Linked DNA regions of Homo sapiens: regions 1 and 2 are each linked to region 3. A link is a contact called in ENCODE Hi-C or POLR2A ChIA-PET data. All regions are on one chromosome and are shown on one strand. Each heading gives the region's core, a stretch centred on a gene start or an enhancer-like site at or near the end of the contact. The rest is flanking DNA. Distances are from core to core; before and after follow the strand shown.

Region 1 (3,575 bases), core at 15-2,514, 2.5 Mb before region 3:
CTAACTCCTGCAAATGAATTGACCCAGTAGGTAAGGTCCTTAAGGGTATACAGAATATATAATGCAATATATATCAGAAATGAAAGTAGAAAAACCCTCAGAATAAGTTTTTACATCGAGTACATGCAAGTTGTGACAACCTGACTCCAAAAAGACAGAACAGGGATCCCTATTCCTAGTTACTAACGATTTGCTAAGCCTTTCCAAAGGGTTTTACAAAACTTTAGTACATTTCTATGAAAATTACTTTGAAGCATTTTGCAATTAATAAAAATCAGTGTATTGCTCTGTTAAAAAAACTCTGGGTAGCCACATTTTCCCAACACATCGGAGGTTTACACTGAAGACCCCTCCTCCAACAACTACTTCCAACCGAAACTTTTAAAAATCCCTCGCTTGCAAAACACACGTGCATGCTCCCTCGTTCCAAACACACACCTCAAGCGCAGCAGCAGCAGTACCCGGGAACGTCACCTAGAATACATCTCCCCCGCCCCCCAAGGCGTCCGCGACTCGGGCGTCCTCACATTTGCTAGACTTCTAGAACTCACATTCATTCTACGCGCCCCTCCCAACCACCTTCTTTCTCCCCACTATAGAGCGCCCCACTCTCCGCTACGCCCCGTGGCGGACCTCACCTGGTCAGAGTCAGGTAAGCGTCAGTCTGCCCTCCATGGGAGGCAGAAGGGTCTTCCAAAGTCTCCAACAGCGGCGCGAGGGGGCTCTGACCCCTGGCCGTCATGTCGGCCACCCTGAGGCCCGAACCGGAAGAGGAGAAAATCCAGTGACCGATGGAAACAGCCCCGCGGCGGCCCAGTGTGAGTCCGGCCCTCACACCCGCACGCCCGCCCGGGCCTCACAGCCACGCCGCGTCTGCACCCCAGGCCTCCGAATCACCAAACCCCAGCGCGAACCTCCTCCGGCGCCCGACACCAGACACCTGAGCCCACGCCACATTCGGGCCTGGGCCCGCTCCCGCCACCACTTTCCCGGGCAGCTTTCAACAGAGGGAGGAGATCGGCGGAGGGCGGGAGAAGCCCGGGGAACGAGGCATCTCGCCGCGAGGGGGCGGAGGGTGGGCAGACTGAGGGTTCCCCGCGGCCTACCACTGTCACCCCGATATTTATCCCACCTAGGAAGATCAGGACAGGGTTCTCTCCGCCTCTGCCCCTCAGCACCCAGACGCTGCCAGAGCTCGACTTTCCCAGCTCCGGCTGTTTACTCACGCGTGCGGCGCGCTCCCTCCTAGACCAAGATGGCGGCTGGGCGGGCCCAGGAGTGCGCGGGAGTAGGTTAGGCCTGGCGGGAGAAGTTCGAGCCAATCCAACAGTCAGCGGCACACCGGAGTTATCGATCGCCTCCCTTCCCATCCCTTCCCATCCCTTCCCTGCCCAGCTGCCGCGTCACGCCCCTCTGGTGAGCATCAGGTGGTGGTGTTTTGCCTAAGGCGAGAGACTTGAAATTCAAAATGTGAGTTAATTGCTCAGACTCACTAGACTGAACATAGTGGGCCCTCAGACTAAGTGTTCAAACTCCAAGTCCAGTGCTTGTTGAAGTTTTAGCAACAAATCAGTTAGCAAAAGGAGATAACGTACTGTTGGGTTTAAGACTAAGAGCTGGCCGGGCGCGGTGACTCACACCTTGTAATCCAAGCACTTTGGGAGGCCGAGTCTGAGGTCAGGAGTTCGAGACCAGCCTGGCCAACACATGGTGAAACCCCGTCTCTACTTAAAAAAAACAAAAATACAAAAATTAGTTGGGTGTGGTGGCGCACGCCTGTAGTCCCAGCCACTTGGGAAGCTGAGGCAGGAGAATCGCTTAAACCCGGGAAGCGGAGGTTGCAGTGGGCCGAGATCACGCCACTGCACTCCAGCCTGAGCGACAGAGTAAGAGTAAGACTCCGTCTCTCAAAAAAAAAAAAAAAGAAAGAAAGAAAAAGAAAAGAACTGTATCTCAAGCTGGTCTAGATTCCAGCTGGTCTAGGTTCCATGTGACTTTAGCAAGTTAATTAACCTATGCCTCAATTTCCTCCTCTATAAAATAGGGCTTTTAATAGGTGAAGTGAGAAAAGGTTGGAGAGGCCAATGGTTCTCAGGTCTTAAGCGTACATAACAATGGCCTGGGGATATTCGTTATTAAACTGCAGATTCCTGGGCCCCGCCCATATGCATTGTAATTCAGTAGATTTAGGTAGCTCCCGAGGATGTGCATTCTTCTGTTAGGCCCCTGGGGGGTTGAAGGGTGGGATTTGGCCAGGGCTTCTTCCCTAGAGAAACGTCAGTAAACACAATGACAGTCATTTCTCCTTACTGTGAATATGCTGCTCCTCCCCCGCCTTTTTTTTTTTTTAAGACGGAGCCTCGTTCTTTCGCCCAGGCTGGAGTGCAGTGGTGCGATCTCGGCTCACTGCAACCTCTGCCTCCCGGGTTCAAGCGAGTCTCTGACTCAGCCTCCCGAGCAGCTGGGATTACAGGCGCCCGCCACCACACCTGGCTAATTTTTGTACTTTTAGTAGAGACGGGGTTTCACCATCTTGGCCGTGCTGGTCTCGAACCCCTGACCTCGTGATCCACCCGCCTCGGACACCCAAAGTGCTGGGATTACAGGCGTGAGCCACCGCGCCCGGTCTGCTTCTCCCCTTTTCATATGCCTTCGTGCACTCTCCACAACAGACAGGATTGCATTAACTCTAAATCAGACACATGAAGCCCAGCAGCAATGGAACTCTCCATCATGGGTTCCTGGCCCAGGATTTGAGCCCTCACTCACATGTGCTGCAACTCTCAGCTCTAGAAGTGGGATGTTGCTTTTTGCTCTTCTTTGTGTCATCTGCACTTAGCAAAATGACTGCCAAACGACGCAGTACATACATAGTATGCTTATATATATATTTATTTATTTATATGTATTTATATATATTTATATTTATTTACATATATTTATATATATACACACACACACATACATATATACATATACATATATATATATATATATATATTTTTTTTTTTTTTTTTTTTTTTTTTTTTTTTGAGACGGAGTCTCGCTCTATCACCCAGGCTGGAGTGCACTGACCTGATCTCAGCTCACTGCATCCTCCGCCTCCTGGGTTCAAGCGATTCCCCTGCCTCAGCCTCCCGAGTAGCTGGGATTACAGGCATGCGCCACCACGCCCAGCTAATTTTTTGTATTTTAGTATAGACAGGTTTCACCATGTTGGCCAAGATGGTCTTGATCTCCTGACCTCGTGATCAGCCCGCCTCGGCCTCCCAAAGTGCTGGGATTACAGACTTGAGCCACCACGCCTGCCTCTACCCATTCATTAGAACATAAATTCTGTGAGAACAGGGATTTTGCTTTATTTTTTTCATAATTTCCCATTTGTAATGAAAGGACTACGGTGGTCATGTTGCTTGTATTTCTTTCATATGTATGGTTCTTTGATCTTCCAAAAATGTTATGTTTTAAATTTTATTATTTTTAAAGACAAGGCCTTGCTCTGTCACCTGGGTTGGAGTGCAGTGGTGTGATTGTGACTTACTGCAGCCCTGAACTTCTTGGGCTCAAATGATCCT
Region 2 (3,666 bases), core at 101-2,600, 3.0 Mb before region 3:
ACTTTGTGCAGTTTTCTATTTGCTAATGGTAGGAGGATATATTCAAACCATCCTACTCTCTCATGCCTGAAGTCAGAAGTCTCTCCAATGACATTTTGCATTTCTCTGTAATCATAGATAAATTGGTCTTTAAACTCTCTGTCTCTGTCTCTCTCTCTCTCTTCTTTCTTCACTCGGAAAATAACCTGGGAGACCATTTCCTTGGGTAGATTGTAAAATATGAAGCTCCGCCATCACATAATGTGTATATGACATCCATTTCATAAGTTGACATCTGTGTGGGAGTCTGAAAAAGTCTTAGAGCTACCAAAGCATTACCTACGGTGTGCGAGAATGGAAATATTACAGAGTTAATGCAAATTGGTTATACAAACTACATTGTTCTTCTAAACAGTGTACAGAATATTAAGTAAATCCAGACATGATAATACATAAATTAATATGGATTACTATGATTTTCCTTCCCTTCATGTATGGCTCCTCTAAACTTTGGCTTTTTAACCATAAAGCCCCAAAAGAAGTCAACGAAATTACTTTTCTATATTTTGAGGTAAAATACTGGGTAGTTAGGAGAAGTGAGTTGGGAAGGTGCGGTTTATTGCTGATTTTGCTTAATTTCATTCAGCTGTTGGGGATGGGAGTGCAAAGCAGTTCAAATGGCTCCTACAAGTCTCCCAATTTTTCTTTATTTTCCTTTTTACTAAGGTTAACGAGAACAGAAAGGGATGGAGCTTTGGTGGCCACTAAAGGTTTTTAAACAGGGTAGTGACTTGATCAAAATCGTTGTTTTGGGCAATACTGACGTGAGAGTTAAGAGATTGGAGAGAAAAGAGCCCTGAAGTGCAAAAATGGCTTTAAGGTGACTATCTAGGTAAGGCCACTGACTTCAGCTGAGTGTCAGAGGGCAGCAGACTTTTCCCTCAAAGACCCACAGGGGACACAATGTCTTAAAGAGTCATGACGTGGAACTTTAAGTGTAGTGTATGTGAAGGGTTGGGGATGGACATGGGGTACTCAATTATATGTTTACATTATGGCGCAGTGGAGAAGATTCGAGGGAAATATAAATACTCGGGGACGCAACAGCAAGCAGTCGGAAGCCATCTGCCCCAACTTGCGGTCTTCACAGCCTCAGTCCCAGGGTAAAGTCCTGCGCCTTCCGCAGTCTTGGTTATGCAAATAAGCGAGGACAGGGCGGGCGCCCTTTCCTACGCTCCGCCCCTCTGGCCGCGCGCCTGCGCACTCACGTCCCTCCAGGCCCGCCCCTTCACTTCCCCCGCCCGCGTGGTCGTCGCCACCGCAGCCGCCCGAGAGGAGCTGGGGGAGGACGGTGGCCCGCGAGGCTCGTCGCAGACAACGCGGCGGCGATGTCCGCGAGCCAGGCGAGTGCCGCGGCGGCAGCGGCGGGGCCTTGCGCGCGGCAGGGCGGCCTGGGCTTCGGCCTCCCTCCGGTTCCCTGGAAGCGGGCCCGCGACCAGCGCGGGAGCAGCAGCAGAGGCGGAGGCTCCAGCGCGTCTCTCTCCTCCCCCTCAGCCTGAGCCGGGGGAAGCCAGGCGGCCCGGGTGTCTGGAGGGGGGGGGTCCGCTGCCCGAGAATGGGAATTCTCTTCACTAGAATATGGAGACTGTTCAATCACCAGGGTGAGGAGCTCGGTCCGCGGGCGTACGGGTTGGGGAGAGGGTCAGCTCGGGCCGGCTAGGTGGGGGTCTCCGAATACTTCGGAATGTGGGCGGCTCGGTCGGGCGCCAGCTCAGCGCGGGGTGCAGGCTGCGCGGATACGGGCCCGGGACGGTTCGGTCCCGGCTCCCGAGCTTGGGGATGGTTCCTGACTCGCAGCCCTTTGTCTTAGGAGACCTTCCTAAGAAGTCTTTTCCGTAATAGACCCATTGCTCCGATTTCGAATGAGAGTGGTAAAGGTTTCTTGCCCTAGGTCCGACGTCCCTGAGTAGCACGGCCTGGCCTGTCTTTCAGCCCTTTCTTTGCTCACCAGTTGTGTTTGGACACCACATAGAAGTGCTGGGGTCTTCTGGAATGAAGGTTATAGATTGCTGCCCTAACCGCACCACTGAGCGACCGAGGGTTGCAGAATGCGGAAAACGGGAGGAATCGCTCGACTTGTCCATTACACCTCTGGTTTATGAGCCTGCCCTCCACTGCCACCCGTCTTTGTGTGTGTTGGGGGCAGGGGGGGTTCTTCTGCCTCCTGAATAGAGATGGACTTCTCTCCATTTGTTTTACTTATTATATCTGTGTTTAAGGTTAAGCTTAAGGTCATTTTTCTACTCGTGTGGGTTATTAGACACAGTTTTTGTTTGTTTTGCTGGGTTAAAAATGTTAAAGTGTTTCACTGAAAGTTTTAAAAACATACCATATGAAACATTTGTTAACCATAGGTAACTAGCAAGTTACTAAGTGTAAAGTGTGTTATATAGGGATGCTTAAGTTCAGCCAACTTCAGACATGGCCATGAAATACCTATCAGGCTTGTTAAAATTTGTTACAAAATGACTAAAACTGGGGAAAGAGAATACAATTTTAACCCAAAGACTGGATACTTATTAAGATACAGTGGTGTACTTTTGTTTCTTTTTAACTCAAGTTGGGTGGTTCATCATTCCGCTGTCAGGAACTTAGTTTGTGTTTTTCTGTTGTGTAAGCTGATGGTGTCACGTCCCAGTTTTCCAATAAAGACTTACGTGAATGGTGGCATCTATTATGTACACCTACTACTACCACCTCCTCCTTCATGATCTAGCTGCTCTTTTAAGAAGCTTAGGGGAAGCAAGCAGAACTAGAACTTGTGATCCCTAATGTATCTTTTACGCACACACACACACACACAGATGTGTAGGTCACGTGATACCGAAAGAAAGGGCAGTATCAATTTTTCTGATAAGAGGATTTTTCATAAAGTAGAGAAAATCAGTTCTAATCAGCACTGTCTCTGACTGGACTGGCTGTTAGTGTTGGGAGCAGGAGAGTGGGAAGCAGTCACTTGAACTCTCAGGTTTTCTGGTCTAGGTTTTCTCACCTAGAACACCAGGGATCTGTGGAGCTTCCAAATCTTGTAAACTTTATTTCTACATTGCAAATATTAAAACGTACATTGCTGTAAGACTGATGGTACTTATAGTAGATAAGATCTATTCTAGTTTTAACATCCATCATTTTGTATTATTTTTAGCAAAGCTAGTGTTTCATCTGCTGTGAGGTTTAGCAAGACTGTGAATTGAGCTCTAGTGCTGCCAGAAAAAGAGTTATCACCACTTTCTATTTTGAGTCAATGATAAAATTATTTGTTTCTGTAAGTTAAGAATAAATGAGAACTTTGCCAACAGCTCCTTGGAGTAGTAAATAATAAGGGTGTGTGCTCTGGTATCACTACAAATTGCTAATAGTAGTGTTTTTATAACCTGTATTTTGTGGTAATTTTTGACGGGACATTTATGGCAGTTTGGCGGAAATTAATAGAGAAATTAATGAAGTTAAGTTCTAGAAAATTAGATATGAATATTGTGAAAGTGTGAATAAATTATTTATTTTCTGCTAAACAGTGTGGCTGTCTTATCAATAGGGTCACTTTTCCGAATATCCACCATTTAATCTAATGCCAGATATTTGTTGGGTTTTGTTTTTGTTTTTGTTTTTTTGAGATGGAGTCTTGCT
Region 3 (3,704 bases), core at 889-3,388:
CCCCGCTTTCCTGCCCTCATAGGTCAGCTCGCAGAATGATCGCCCATCCACACAGCGTTTGGAGGTCAGACGTTCCTGATGACTGTGAAAATGGGGAGGTGAGAAGAGGTCGTCAAAGGGAGCAGCCTTTTAAAGCCAGGTACAGGTTAAAGCCCTGAGGCCAGAGCCTTGCCCAGGCTCCTCTAGCGTGGAGAGCTCCCGCCTTACGGTACAGCTGGCACCTGCTGGTCCCCAGGGCCCTTCGCTGCGACTGCGGCAGACAACCTTGGCAAAGATGCTGGGGACCGCCCGGGCTGGAAAACGTCGGCCTCTGGCGCTTGAGAAAGGCCAGGCGGACTCCTGCAATACCCTCGGTAAACTGTCACCTGTCAATCACTTGACCTAAATACACCAGCCACTGGAGGAAGGGGAGGAGGGGGTTAGTCGGAGCATGCTCAGTGATCAGGATGACATCACTTAATCAATGCTGGGGACGGGAAGGCTGCATCAGCAGCCTGGAGCAGGCTGCCAGGAACGTGTCAGCGGGGACCGGGAGGCTCCCATTAACTCGGTCCCTCCCCACGCGGCTCGCATACAAAGGGGGCACCATCAGCCACACACGCTACGGACAGCGGGCGGGGAAGGGGCGGGGGACCGAGCTGGTTTGTTTCATCTGACAGATTCCTTTAAGAACTACAATCCATTGGTGTTCCCTCCCCCTACCAGCAGCCCCAGCTGCAGAGAGGGAGCTAAGTAGGGGGAGGGGGTGGGGGAGAAAAGGTGGGGAAGGGAGATAGAGAGGGAGGGGGGTCCGAGCCGCACGAAGTAACTTCTGCTCTTGGCACAGGGGGCTACTGCGCTCTGAGCCCCCTCGCCCCACAGATGTGGACACAGCCTCCTCTCCACCCAGCGTGAGGCGCATCAGAGGGTCTGCAGACATGGGAGGGAGGTCATCCCAGAGGGGAGGGATCAAGCCGGGACTCCACATCCAGGGCAGCCAGGCGTGAGAGGAAGCGGGAGACACACCAGGCCTCCAGGGGACACCGAGGCCACCAGTACTCCCCCAACCCTCCGCCTTCCGCGCGCGGAGCCAGGTGTAACACCGCGGGGAGCCGCGTCTACACTGCCGCGGGAGCTCCGAGACGCGACTAGAAATTTTCCTGTACCCCTTTTTCTTTCTTTTTTGCTAGGGTCGTGAGAAGAAGAGGCAAGGCGTTTGGTAAATCGAATTGATTGATGCCCAGAAGCATTTGCGGGTTGCAGAGCTCACACTTTAAAGGGGGCCTGGGCACCCGGCTTGAGGGTCACCCGAACACACTACCCACGCGGCGAGGCGAGCGTGGGGAACAATGGGCCCACCCGGGCCCCCACCCGGCGAACAATGGCGGCGCCGAGCCCGTCTTCGCCCCCCATCCCCACCCCCGCCACCCCCGCCCGGCCCGCCGCTCCCGGCCGCCTCTCCACCCGCCCGGGAGGGAACCATAGTGCGCGGGGCGAGGGGTCTCTGGTCAGGTCCACCCGAGAGGCCAGCCCCGCGGGAATGTCCGAGGGGGCGGCCTAAACACCTCCGCTGCGTCTGGGGCGTCGGGGCGCCCAGCTGCGGCGCGGAGCAGCAGGGAAGGCAGACGCCCCAGCCACTTACCCCGATCACCACGGTCTCATCGCCTTTAAATTTGGGGATGAATTTGTCCCCGCGGAGGATCTCCGCTTCGTTGAGGGGCCGGAACCGGCACATCACTTTGATGCTGCATTCGGCTGGATCCGCCATCTCGGCCGGCGGTAGGGAGGGGGCACGGGGATGGGTGGGGGGCCGGGGCCGGGAACGACGAGGGAGGAGGCCGCGAGCTGCACCGCCCACAGCTAGGCCGCCTCCTGCAGCCTCCGACGACGCTTCTCAGCAGGTCATCGCGAGCCCGGCCGGCTGAGCAGCCCCGGCCGCTCCGAGCCCGGGAAGGTGGGCAGCTTCTCCGCTCCGGCCCCTCCGGCTGCAGACCGGCCTGCCCTGGCCCTGCCCCGCCCCTGCCCAGCGCCCCCCGGCCCACCTGCCCGCGACCACGCGGCGGGCGGAGGAGGCGATGCGCAGGGAGCGAGCCTCGCCCGGCTCAGACCTCCCGGGCTCCTGCGCGCTCAGCCATCCTGCATCAGCACCAGCGCGCTCTGCCGCCTTGAGACCCGCCCCTCCGCCCCGCCCTCCCCTGGCCCGCCCCGGGACGGTGACGTCACCGTAGAGGTCCGCCCGGCCCCCGCCCGACTCCGAGCGCTGCGCATCCCGGGACTTGTAGTCACTCTACCTGCCGGGGGAAGGACAGGATGCGACCTCCAAGAGCCTGCAAGTCCGGTCTGGCTGCCCAAGCCGGAACCGGATGGAGGTCATATCCAATATTTCCGGTTAAAATCTCTAGATAACTGGGTCTGGATCATCCTGATCCCAAAAGAAAATCACTTGGGAAACAGCTCCCAATAGCCCCTGGGTTTCATCCTTCAACTTCTACCACTAGATAAGGATGGATGTCTGTTCAGAGTTTGGGTTTGATTGGCCTTGGTTTAGGTTGGCATCTAGTGCTAAACCAATCAACCAGAATCAGGGATTTTGTAAGATTATGGAGGAATCCCTTGGTGGGAAGGTTCCCAAAAGAAGAGGGATGGTATTCCCAGACATGGTGCCGGGCTGGCAGAACAACTGAGTGTCCACTCTATTTTTCCAGAACTTCCTTTTCCTCTAAGACCTAGCTCAACCCTCCTTCCTCAGACTTTCCCAGCTCACTAAACACCTATAAAGAGTTGGTGGCCCTCCTTGATGTTCCCCTAATCTGCTGTGCCTGTCTCTAGCACTGCACTTGGGTGGTGATATCTGCTTGATATCTTTGTGTCTGTAGCATCTAGCACATAGTGGGCAGCATACTGAATAAGGATTCTACCCTAGGAAGAAGCAATGCATGAGTGTGAATCCCACCTCAGCCACTTATTAGATGTATGACCAACAGGCGGAGGAAATTAAGAGCGGAGGAAATTAAGAAGTCTTAATTTCCTTAAGACTCAGTTTCCTCATCTCTGTCATTGGAATAATATCATCTTGTGATTTCTGGGGGAATTAAAAGACAGATGCTTTTAAAGCACCTAGCACGGTGCCTGACATGTATATAGGATAAGCTCTTGAAAGTTAGATGTTATTGGGTGCTGAACAAATGATCATAAAACAAATAAGTTAGTTAATTTTAGGAACACATCTGTTGCTTAAATTCGGGTAATACCTGAAAATACAAGTGTTCTCTGCCTAGCTGAGAGGACAGACCTACTAAAATCAACTTTTATAAACCCTTGTAAGTAGTACCAGTTCTATTTCATCTCCTCATGTGCAGTGGAAGTAGATTAAAAAGACCCAGGTGCCACCTTCTCATCTGTTTTTAAATTAAGTAATTCTCAGGCTCTGGCTCAGAGACCCATCATCTTAAATGATCAACTTCATAATATACTAGAGAGGACAATCCAATTCTCAGTTTCCCTGAGCCCACCAGAAGATGCCCAGAACCTTGCATACACTGGTTTATCTGAGGAGGTCAGGATTATCTCAAGTGGACAGAGACGTATCTGTGTGTCACTGTGTTCAGTCATCATTCATTCGTTCATCTGTTCATTCATCAGCTATTAACTGAGCAAATGGCATTTGCTGTCACTCTGTAAACTTAGATTTATTAAGTGAACCCTTTTCAAGGGAGATAACGTAG

What was found. Hi-C counts contacts between places; a loop is a spot of excess contacts on that map. ChIA-PET counts read pairs that join two places held with the same protein, here RNA polymerase II (POLR2A). Pooled maps may share reads with other maps.
Region 1: a loop to region 3 is called in a map of CD8-positive, alpha-beta T cell, with 4 times the contacts of the local background. The contact joins the promoter of RIF1 here to the promoter of KIF5C in region 3. A Hi-C loop is called at or near these places in 1 of 168 maps with a recorded cell type or tissue (CD8-positive, alpha-beta T cell) and 4 of 50 pooled maps. POLR2A ChIA-PET finds 5 or more read pairs at or near these places in 1 of 52 experiments (activated CD8-positive, alpha-beta memory T cell).
Region 2: a map of CD8-positive, alpha-beta T cell shows a loop between it and region 3 (8-fold over the local background). The contact joins the promoter of ARL5A here to the promoter of KIF5C in region 3. A Hi-C loop is called at or near these places in 2 of 168 maps with a recorded cell type or tissue (CD4-positive, alpha-beta T cell and CD8-positive, alpha-beta T cell) and 6 of 50 pooled maps.

The regions. Positions count from the first base shown.
Region 1 is chr2:151,407,591-151,411,165 of GRCh38, reverse strand. It overlaps RIF1 (replication timing regulatory factor 1), which reads right to left and starts at 1,264. Exons shown (of 36, transcript NM_018151.5): 1 at 1,133-1,264; 2 at 639-752. The coding sequence starts at 742. RefSeq lists enhancers at 1,192-1,351, 956-1,654, 1,655-2,353 and a silencer at 2,057-2,351.
Region 2 is chr2:151,826,105-151,829,770 of GRCh38, reverse strand. ARL5A (ARF like GTPase 5A) reads left to right here and starts at 1,350. Exons shown (of 6, transcript NM_012097.4): 1 at 1,350-1,640. The coding sequence starts at 1,595. RefSeq lists an enhancer at 1,025-1,074 and silencers at 1,125-1,634, 1,685-1,734.
Region 3 is chr2:148,873,661-148,877,364 of GRCh38, reverse strand. It overlaps KIF5C (kinesin family member 5C), which reads right to left and starts at 2,138. Exons shown (of 26, transcript NM_004522.3): 1 at 1,622-2,138. The coding sequence starts at 1,747. KIF5C-AS1 (KIF5C antisense RNA 1) reads left to right here. Exons shown (of 4, transcript XR_001739733.2): 3 at 23-353; 4 at 1,170-3,704. RefSeq lists enhancers at 314-893, 894-1,472 and a silencer at 1,845-2,314.